2 separate regions of the Homo sapiens genome follow, and region 2 is linked to region 1. A link is a contact called in ENCODE Hi-C or POLR2A ChIA-PET data. All regions are on one chromosome and are shown on one strand. The core of a region is the stretch at or near the end of the contact, and the rest is flanking DNA. Distances in the headings are between cores, read along the strand shown. Region 1 has its middle 93 kb from the start of ZBTB20. Region 2 has its middle 240 kb from the start of ZBTB20.

Region 1 (5,700 bases), core at 832-3,331:
AAGGTGGGCTCTGAGGGGATCAGGCAGGGCCTGGGGTTTACAGCTTGCAGCCTGGAGCAGCCTCTCCCATTTACCCAAGGGTGCCTTACAAATACTTTCATTTTCCATATGGCTAATATATGAAAAAAAGCTTGGAAATGCTGCTCCAAAGTGTAGGGGCAAAGTTAGGATTAAAATCTGGAAGAAATGCAAAAGCATAAAATATTTATTCAACAGAACAATCTAATGAACGTTTACTCTGTTCTAGGATCTAGGTCTGACTGGGGGTAGCTGGGAAATACTGTGGGGTAAATAAGATAAAGAATTATACTTTCAAAAAGCTTGGTTTCTTGAAGGTGAAGGACAAACAAATAAGCAGTTACAGTACAGCATGGAAAGTAACTCACTGGGGGAAGGGGGACCACAAAGTGTTGTATATAGCCACCAGCCCTCACCCATTCCGATCTTGAGATTGAAAGAGAGAGCTCTCTGAACTCTTCTCATTTTCACTGTTACGAGAAGCCAAATGAAATATCTGTTTCTCATTTTATGGGATGTGGATGTTCAGGGTACCTTAGGCATGTCAGGAAAGAAATAAACTGCCTAGACTGAGTAGAGCTGCTTATTAAAATTTTTAGTAGTGTTTGATGGACAAAGTGTCAGGATTTATAAAAAGCATTTGCATTATAATTGAGAGAAGAATTATGAAGACTCCCTCAAGGAAGCCATCCCTGAGAACTTCTCATGTCTGAACTCCAGGCTGAGTTGGGCTCTGGTTCTCCCTGCTCTCAGCACCCTAGGTTTATTTCTTATGGAAGTACTTATTACCCAGTACTGTCATTGTCTGGTTACTTACTGTGTTAGTCTGTTTTGTGCTGTTATAACAGAATACCTGAGACTGTGTAATTTATGTAGAACAGAAAATTATTTTCTCACAGGTCTGGAGCCTGATAAGTTCAAGATCAAGGCACCAAAATTTAGTGTCTGGTGAGGGTCTTCTTGCTGTGTCCTCCCATGGCAGAAAGCAAAAGGGCAAGAAAGCAAGTTAGCTGAACACCTTCTGAAGTCTCTTTTATAAGGGCTTTAATCTATTCATGATGGAGAAGCCCTCACCACCTAAACACCTCCCAAAAGGCCAACTTCCCAACACTGTTGCATTGGAAATTAAACTTCCAACACAAGAATTTTGGAGGACATATTCTGACCACAGCACATACCTAAATCTCCCACCTCACTCCGTGTGTTATGGAGACAGGAATTGTACTCAGAAATGTTTCTGGGAATAAGTAAGTGGAGCAATAAGATAGCTGTAAAGCAACTGGGACCATTTATATGAAGCAGCCAAGATACCCACAATAACTTGGAGAAACTGCTCTGGAAAAGTAGACATTAAGTCTCCATTGTTGGGGTTTCTGACAGCTGTGGCATGGTGGCATGGTACTACCATAGTTCTTCTACTCTAACACTTTCAAATACCCTTTTAGGTTTTTTCCCTAAGTTCTCCCTCTTTCCTTTTTCCCAGATAATCAATAGATGATTAAATGTCTATGTGAATTGCAACTGTCTGAGTTCATTGTGTTATTGTATTTTTTGTTAAATGGGTATAATTTGAAAACAAGACCTAGAAATACTGCCATACTTTATCTGGAGTCATCTTAGAAGATTATTATTATCAGCATAATTATCTACTTTCCATACAACTTGATTGTTCACATTATATATATTTTTGACTTGAGGTGGAAGGATGACAAAAGGGTCTCATTTAACCTTTTCTGTTTTTAAATAGAAGCAAGATTATTTCTAAAAGTCAATAAAGGATATCCCAGAGGAATTGAGGAAAAATGGGATGAGGACTTCAGTAAAACATACTTTGGTGACAAACATTTTGATATAAAATTTTGTAAAAGCACACACATCCTGATGGGAAGAGGATGAGTAATTTCTTTTTAATTCAGAGCAAGTGTTCTAATCTGGCTGAAATTCTGGGAAGTGCTGGAAATCCCCAAAGCAAAGTGCCAGATGCCATTTCTGGATCCTGGATACGTGGGCTTGGTTGCTAAGATGATGATGCCTCCTCCCCTTCACCACATTCAGCTGACGCCTGAGCGACAGGGAGTTGATGTACGCAGAGCACGGATCTAACAATGTCAACTGTGCTGACATCATCCTAGCTGTGCAGGGCTGATGGGAATTCAGAATATCAAACATCATATCAAGGGCAGTGAGCAGGTGTGACTCATTTCCCTGGAGAAGTGGGAGAGAGGAAGGGAGAGGGCAGGATTATCTCACACTGACACACACACAGCCTTTAGACTGAGCTATTTGCGTGGCTTATTTAAAAGCAGCAAAACAATGTTCTGTCTCTCTCTTCATTTTTCTACCGGAAACACTTTATATTCTAGTCCTATGTGTCTCAGCATAGAATCGAGCCTTTCAACATCATAGTGTATTAAAATACACATTATTTAGGATCATTACTTTTTATGTTACATAAACCCAACTATGAGAACAATTCAAACAAATAAATTTTATGTTTTTATTTTCTCTTCAGGTATCATCTAGTGAACTGTTCAGATGCAACTGAATTGAAAAGGAGCTGAACAAAAGATCCTGAGAGAGGTCTGATGAGACTGCTTTGGTATTACCAAATATATACAGCATTTCTGTATTCTAGCAGAGTATATTGCTTGGTACGAGAGAAGGGGTGCATGATAAATGCTCAATAATTGCTCCTTGGGTGAATAATACAAAAAGACTGTACGTTTGTAAGAATGAGCGTTAATATATAGATTCTCATGTATTTTATGGAGTTGATTATGTATCAGTTGACTTTAAGGGAAAATGGTAATAAGACTGGATACAATAACAATTGTGGTGTTAGTGAAGTTACTGGTTTCACAAGTCTCTTATCCATTGGAACATCTTATTAGAATGATTAGGCTAGGGCAATTAAATCAGAAAGGAGTGTACATCAAAACAGTAAACAAAACAAAACTAAACCCTTCTGCTTCCAAAGGCTTAGTGTTTAATAGCAATGAAAGAGGTACAGTGAACTGACATGGTTGTATTCTCTCCAAAATGACCCTAACGTGTCTTATCACTCTGAGAAGTACTAATTTATCTATGTCTTGTGTCAGCCATAACACAAGGAACAAAAGGACAAAAATTGTTGTTACCCTGTACTCAGTGCTAAAAAGTACCACTTATACTTCCATTTACTCTGTGTGTTTAGTAAAATGGCATATGTATGATAGATTGTGAAGCATATTGGAATCTATGTGTATTGGTTTTTATTGGTATAGCTTGAACAGCACAGAAACAGAAAGGTGTGTTTCAGCTCAATCTATAGGATACTACTTGTACAATACAGATGGTGTTGGAGGCAATAGGAGGGAAGAACATGAAAAGAGAGGAGTGACTTCTATAGAATTATATGTGCAATGACATAAAGAACTCCAAGTTCTTGCTATGAGATAATAAGTAAGTTGATAAGAGAGATGAAAGGATATTAGCATGTTCCTAGAAGGCATCTTAAATTTTGAAGACAGATGTTGAGATATGTAGAACAAATTTTCATTTCATTTTCTCTGCTTTGAAATTACTTGGTAAGGGATTATTCTTTCTCTCTGTCTCCAATCACAATTCCTAATACAGACAGTTTGAGATTCACACAATGTTTAACGGTAATGTTCGATTGACGATAATGGTGATGATGATGATGTTGATGAAAGTGATAATCTGTAGACCCTAGACTAGTGATTCTCAAACTGGCTCTTAGAGTCCTCTAGAATATTTTAGGGGAATATGTATATGTACCTGAGGAGTTGCCGTCATAATAGTCCCTGGATCATGACTGCTATAAAAGTCCCCTCATATTTTCTTCTTTCACTTCCAGAAGGACCTGCCCAAAAGTTGTTATTGGTCCCTTTTGAGATGACTTATTTGACATGATGTGCTGCTATAGGACTCTCTAGGAAGAAAGTAGAAAGGATAAAGAGCCATGAACTCATTTTTCTTGAGATAGATTATTACTTCAGTTGAGAGTATGTGGTTAACACTGTTTTATTAACCCATAGAGGGAAAATATCATCCCTTATCACCAGTGGACAGAACAACACTGCAGCTGTCTCCCTTTGGGGGTCAACCTGACTACCCAGCCTGAGATGCAAAGGAACAATTTAGAAGCTCTGTGGGGAAAATTTTCATAACTGTTTGGAAAATTCTTCTTCTCATATTTTGTTTGGGGAATGTATGATTGGGAGTCATGCCTACATTTCTTTTAATGGGAGCCATAGTTATTTTTCTTCAGATAATCACATCTAGTGAAGAAAACTCCTGGATAGTGCTGCTGCCACAGAACAGATATTAAATTAGATCAGATGTAAAATAAGAATATGGGGTTCTTAAAAACTTCTTGAGTTTGAAATGCAGAATAGAGATAAAAATAGTTAAAAGCAGCGTTGGCTGTGTCTCTGTTGACCACAGAGGGTTATAAAGCTATTATTAGTCTCCTTCTAGAGGCTTTATGATAGAATTATATTATCAAGAATTATTATTAGAGTTGAATTTCCTTATTTATCTTGGAAAACTACAACCTATGAGATTTCAGGAAAAAAATATATTTATATATATATATATGATAAATGAGAGGTGAACTAGCTGTGATACAGACTAAAACTGCTGTCACTAATAAAGCTTAAAATGCAGTGGTTTAAACAAAACAGAGCTTATTTCTCTCTCATGTAACAGTCCAGAGTGGTAGGGTGGCTCTGCCAACCTCAATCTGGAGCTCCCATCTCTCAGTCCAAGAGAGCAGTTTTATTTCTCTCCATCTTTCAGATAGCAAATGGTAAGGAGAAAAGAAATCAGGGCATTGCATATTTAATTGTTTTTTAAAAAAAGTCCTGAAAGTGACACATATTACTTTCTTTCACATTGCACTTGTCAGTAACATTAACCCATTCAGCTGGAATCGAGTCTTAAGAAGGTCTTTAATTAGGTAGCCAGGGGTCAGGCATGGTGGCTTATATCTATAACCCCAGAGCTTTGGGAGACTGAGGCAAGAGGATCACTTAAGTCCAGGAGTTCAAGGCTGCCATGAGCTATGAACACACCATGGCACTCCAGCCTTGGTGAGAGAGTGAGATCCTCTTCCTAAAAATCAAAAATAAAAATTAGGTAGCCATGTACTCAGATTAAACCACTGCTATGGAAGAAAGGGAAAGGGAGAGCAGGTATTGGGACAACTAAGTTTGCCACAAGGCCTTGCTGCAAAGCCCCTAGAAGATCTGGGCTGGGAAGTTGCTGAGAAATAGCAAAGGACTCTACTACAGTGCCCTGAAAGGCACCTTTGTAGTCTAAAAGAAGCACTCTAACTGAAAGGAAAGTAATAGGTTTATACCTGTGTCAGTATTCAGAGGAGGAGCACCCATATGGGGAAGTGAGAATATGTAATGCCAGGAGCAATTGTTTCTCCTGGTGATGCCCAAGAGAATGATTGTAACATTGTGACCCTAAAGCTTCCTTAGAAGGCTTAGCAGGGATATGCATATCTTCAAGAGAGGCTAAGAAAGCCCAAGCTTTGGCCAGAAAATAATGACAGGGCTGGCCAATAGACTTGGAAGCCGAGTAATGAGGAAAAAGGAGACTTTGGGACTGTTATTGTGGGTGGCTAATGGAAAGAAATGTGCAATGTAGCAAAGTCTTGCAAACATTGATCTC
Region 2 (5,399 bases), core at 159-2,658, 140 kb after region 1:
GACTTGCACCCTCTGAAGCAGCAGCCCAAGCTATATCTGTGGCCCTTGAACTGAGGATGGAGCTGGAGCAGCCTGAATGCAGGGAGCAATATCCTGAGGCTGCACAGGGAAGTGGGGTGGGGGGGACCTGAACCCTGGAAACATTCTTTTCCTCTAGACCTCAGGGCCTGTGATAGGAGGTGCTGCTTCTTAGATTATTTGTACCCTAAACCTCAGCAACATGCTATTTATCCATGTAAAAAACCTGCACATATACCCCCCTGAACCTAAAATAAAAGTTAAGAAAAACAAAAAGAAAATAAAAGTAAGTATTTAGAAGAAAACATAAGAAAATGGTTAAGTATTTCCTTGAATCGTAGAGTTCAGAGGTAGATATTACCTTTTTTATATGCTACCAAATTATAAAAATGTTTTAGCAAGTGCATGTATTGCCTTTATATCTACTATCAAAAGTAGTTGATGGCTTTAGAAATAGTTTCCATGCATTAATGAGGCCCTCCTAGTCAGAGGTCATGTCTACTCTTCACCTGTTCAGAGGCCTTCCCTCATTCTCCTTCCTTGGTTCCCCTGCTTAAAGTGCTTTCCTCTGCCTTATCTTAATCATTGTGTATCAGATTACTCTGTTTTATTTTACACAGAACAATTATCACTATCTAGGATTCTTATTTATTTGCTTGCATATTAATTTCCTGCCTTCCTACAATATGTAATCAACTCCAAGAGGGAAGGATTTTGTATGCGCCTTGTTTAGTGCTGTATCCCCAGCTGCCAGTAGGGTGCCTGGTACATAGTGAGTGCTCAAAAATATTTGTTGAATAACTGAGTGAATTGCAAACAATATTAAAAAGAACCAGGGCTACTTATTGACCCATTTCACTTGGGAGGCAAATTGGATTTCTCCAAGTTGGACACATGGCTTCATTCTTTATTCTTCCTTTGATACATCATGCAGTCAGTACCTGCTCTGTAGAAGAGCGGTGAGCTGTGAGGAATACCAAAATATAATAATGTCTATCCTGTTCTCATCAGCTTACAATTGGGTAGAAGAGAAACACAAGTCACTACTAGTCAGTCCGCTGCTGGATGAGGGGCCCTTGAACCAGGAGAGGTTACCCAGGGTAAGGTAGAGGGAAAGAGTAGTGGTTCTTGCCTCAGTCAGGTTGTGGGGGGTGTAGTGAAGAAGAGTTTCTGCCCCTCTGTACTGGGAGACAGAAGTTCTGGAAACCACTATCACATTGCAGCTCTGGGGATTTACCCCCATGCACAGAGGATTCTGATATGCCATCCCTCTTCTGCCAGGGTTTCTCTACCATATGGTTTCTATGGTTCCCCCGAATCTCTGCCGCATGGGAGGGACCTCTGTCATGCATGCCAGCTGGCTCGTGGGCCCTGTTTTCTCACCTTATTTCTGCCAACGCTGTTTCAGAGAGCTGGGCCCGGTTCCCACTTTATCCAACCTTATCTCAGAGAGCATTCTCTGAACACAATCATCCTTACATGGGAAAAGAAACATAATCAGAATACAGCATCTTTCCAACAATCACTGGATCCTCTGCCTGGAAATTTCCACTTTAAAGACTCACTTCTTTGGTTAATACATTACCCCCTTTTGGATTTCAAATGCTACTTGGAATTTTAAAAGGCACATTATAATATTAAAACAATAAAGAGGGAGAAAACAAAAATATTTAATGCCTCAGTGTGAAAATATGAATCAGGCATTTGGCTTTTGGATTATAGGCTATCAGGAAATGACAGAGCCCTCAGAAATATATGTGTGTGTGTGTATTTAAGCTTTTATCCATTTCTGTTGTTTTTGCACAGTGAGAATACTGATCCCTCTGAAAGTACAGTGGCGTGGCTAAGATAATAAGCAAGTTTCCTGAATCCTTGCCTCTTTGGAATTTGAGGGATAGATCCTGTTGAGTGTTAACATGGAGATTCTTGGGCAGACAGTTGACAGGCCAAGACACTGAGCATCTAGGTTGGTACTCAAAAAAGAAAAATGGTTTTTTGCTTGTATAGGAATTAAGGGCTCAGATTCTGGTTAGAGCAACATAGATTTGACTGTTGATTTGCTATGTGAATTGGGTACATAACAACATCTTTAAGTTGCAGTTAATTTACTTATGACAGACAGATGGTAAAAGTACCTGATTCATGGTGTTGTTGTAAAGATTAAATGAGCTAAAGTAGGTAAAGCACGTTGCAAAGTCCTTGCTTTTACTAGGTACTTGATAAACACTGGCTACTGCAAATGAGGAGGTTGTTAAAGGCAAGGTTTACCTACTTCATATTGCTGTGAAGGGCCCTCCTGATGTCAAGATGCTGATCCAGCCGGCTGTCCTCTCATCCCTACTGTTTCTCTGCATCTTAATGTTCACAGTTTCGAAGTGAACTAGATGATTTATTCTGCCTACCGTCGTATCAAGAATATCTCGTGTGGTATTATAAAGGAATTAATTTTAGATGGGGCAATGTGTCCCGGGGTATCTTCAAATCACAATATCTTTGGAGTATATGAAAGAGTTAGGGAATATGGTAGAAGCAATGGAAATGTTAGGATTTTATGATTCTTAAAGTTACCTCTTCCTGCCTATTTTCCCAAGATGGCATGTGTTTCCACTGGTGAAAATGTAGCAACAATTGGACTACTATGAACATTTGGAAGACAGTTGTGTTCCTGGGAAACTCTACCCTGATATTTGGAACATAGAGAAGGAACCACGTGGGTCTAATATGCCATGTAATTCTTTGATTCATCTCAAAGATCTTAGACAGATAAAGAGTTTTTCCACCAGACTTACCCCAGCAGAGGACATGGGCTCAAAACTTATGATCAAAAAAACAAACTTTTTATTAAAAAACAAAAATCCATGCTCTCAGAGGAAAAGCAGCCTCAGATGCTCAGGTTAAAAGAATTGATCATGGATAATAACTTACTCTTGTGGCTTTCCCAGTTACTTATTCCACTTATAACAAGCTCCTCTGAAGGTCCATGGAATTATCTGAGTTTTAAAATGGAGATTCCCTAGCTCCATCTACATGGTTGGGAGTGGGGCCTTAAAATAATAATTTTTAATGAGCACCTTTATCTGATTCAAGCTCATTTGAAACACACTTAGAAATATATTAATTGAAATATTGGCACAAAAATCCCTGTGTCAGTTACAAAGCTAACACAATCGACCTCCTATTCATATTCTTAACTCCTTTTTTTTTGCATGAACCACTCATTTTACCTAGAGATGATATATGATTTTGTTGTCTAAGAAGTTGAATAAAATACAACTAGAGGATTCAGAAAGCAGTTTCTATTATCAAAATATCTTACTGATTTAAAAAGCAAGGTGCAAATAGTATGGTATAATTTTTGTAAGAAAGAAGAAGAAATAAGAATACACACATACATATACACAAACACAATATGGATAACACAGCAACTAAAGAAATTGTTCTATTATTGAGGATGGGTAGATATAAAGTAGAAGCAATAATAAAGGGAATGATAGTTTTCCAAGTTTACCTTTCAATATAGCTTTTGTTTTAAAACTATATTAATATTTCACGTATTAAAAATTAATCTAGCAAGTATAAATTCCTAAAATTAAATACAAATAGAAACACATGCATCCAACTTCAGATCAAATTGATAATATGAACACAAAGAAGCAAAACCAGAATTAATGCAAGTAAATTTTAAATACTGTACTATAACTGCATTTCACCCTCAGTGAGATATTTTCTAAAGACAAAAAGAAACTGTTGTTGATAGTAAAATGGTTTTAAATTATTTTGTATGCATTGTAGTAAGTGAACAAATGAGCAGGTATGCTGGTGTTTTGAGGGAATGGAGCTTTTATTTTAGGAGAGTGAAGAAACGAATATGGAAAGGGAGAAGGAGAACTCTGTTGTATTGGATTAGAATTGGAGGTATGCATATGAACTCTTGACTTTATGAAAACATATTTACTTGCTTGGTACAATGAAAAAGTTTAGAAGCAATCACACGCAGTAGCAATGAATGTACCTACTATCCTGATCTTGGTTTCTAACTACCGTTTCCCAAAGGAACCAGGGACCCCTGGAAAACTATTTGATGTTAAGTCTGGGGCAATGAAGTACAAGGTGAGCCTGAGCATTGAGTTGCACCAAAAAGTAAAGCTGTGCTCAAACACTGATAGGAAAATGTCAAAAAACAAAGAAGCCAGCTTGAAGGGACTTCCACTGCTCAAATCTGAGACAACCGCAATATCAAAACAAATAATGGCAGGAATGAATCCAATGATTCATAGTAATAGATTTATTTTTATAACTGTGAGTCCATAATGATACCAGAAACAAAGGGGGTGAATGAAAAGAGGAAAGGAAAGTTCATCTCTATAGAAGCATAGCAGATTATAAATGTAGAAAGAATGTAAAATGATAATTTGCTAAGGCTGTCAATCACAGTTGTAATAATTCAAGCAAAAATCAAAGCATGCTAAAACTTTGTGTAAAATATTGGTCTTTATAATCATTTAATTAATTATTTACTAATTTCAGAGGGGACATGGTGTATTTACAATGGAGAAATCTGGCAGCATAACCTTAACTAAATGATTATACTTACTATCACCAAGTTTGACAAACTGGCGACATATGCCTCCTGATGTGATGCACTAGAAAGGACATAACATCCTGCCAAAAGTGTTTAACTTCATTCTAGTCATGAGGAAGCAATTAGATAAATCCAAATTGAGAAACAGTCTGCAAAACAAATAGGTACAATTTTTGCAAGAAAGAAGAAGAAATAATACACACATACATACACACAAACATCTGTGAAAGGAAACAATATGGAGAACACAGAAGCTAAAGAAATTGTTTAAACAACAAAAGAAACTACACTAGTCAACTAAAATTGATTCCTCAAAAACATCAATGTCTTAAAAGTTTTTTTTTAGAAAAAGGCTAGGCACAGTTCTAGATTTGAAATTACTAAAGACATGACAACTGAATGCAATGCATAATTCTTGATTGATCTTGGATTTTTAAAATTTATAATAGACATTATTGGGACAATTTGGGGAATTTGAATGTGGAATGTATATTACACGGCATGGTACAAATCAAGGTTAAAATTTCTTGAAAATTATCAGTTCTGCTGTGGATATGTAGTAGAATGGCTTTGTTCTCAGGAGATGACACCTGCCACTTAATAGTTCACCAAAATGAGAGAAAGAAAATGTGACAGAACATCAACAATTTGTGAATCTAGGTAAATAGTATCACATATTCATGGTATTACTAGGGCAACTTTTCTATATGTTTTAAATTTTTCAAAATAAAAAGTTGGGTGAAGAAAGGAGAGCACAAAAAAGTAAAGCAGTATTGGTTGCAAGCAGAACTGGTTGCCA

What was found. A loop is a pair of places that touch in the nucleus more often than their neighbours do. ChIA-PET counts read pairs that join two places held with the same protein, here RNA polymerase II (POLR2A). Pooled maps may share reads with other maps.
Region 2: a loop to region 1 is called in a pooled map, with 2.2 times the contacts of the local background. The contact joins two enhancer-like sites. A Hi-C loop is called at or near these places in 2 of 168 maps with a recorded cell type or tissue (aorta and ovary) and 2 of 50 pooled maps. POLR2A ChIA-PET finds 5 or more read pairs at or near these places in 1 of 52 experiments (activated CD4-positive, alpha-beta T cell).

The regions. Positions count from the first base shown.
Region 1 is chr3:115,237,775-115,243,474 of GRCh38, forward strand. No RefSeq gene overlaps it. Among named protein-coding and RNA genes, the nearest start is that of ZBTB20, 93 kb to the left of the region's middle. RefSeq lists an enhancer at 1,514-2,713. Within about 2 kb of position 2,082, at least 12 of the 41 ENCODE cell types and tissues checked have a DNase peak (open chromatin) inside an H3K27ac peak, as active enhancers do.
Region 2 is chr3:115,380,308-115,385,706 of GRCh38, forward strand. No RefSeq gene overlaps it. Among named protein-coding and RNA genes, the nearest start is that of ZBTB20, 240 kb to the left of the region's middle. Within about 2 kb of position 1,409, at least 3 of the 41 ENCODE cell types and tissues checked have a DNase peak (open chromatin) inside an H3K27ac peak, as active enhancers do.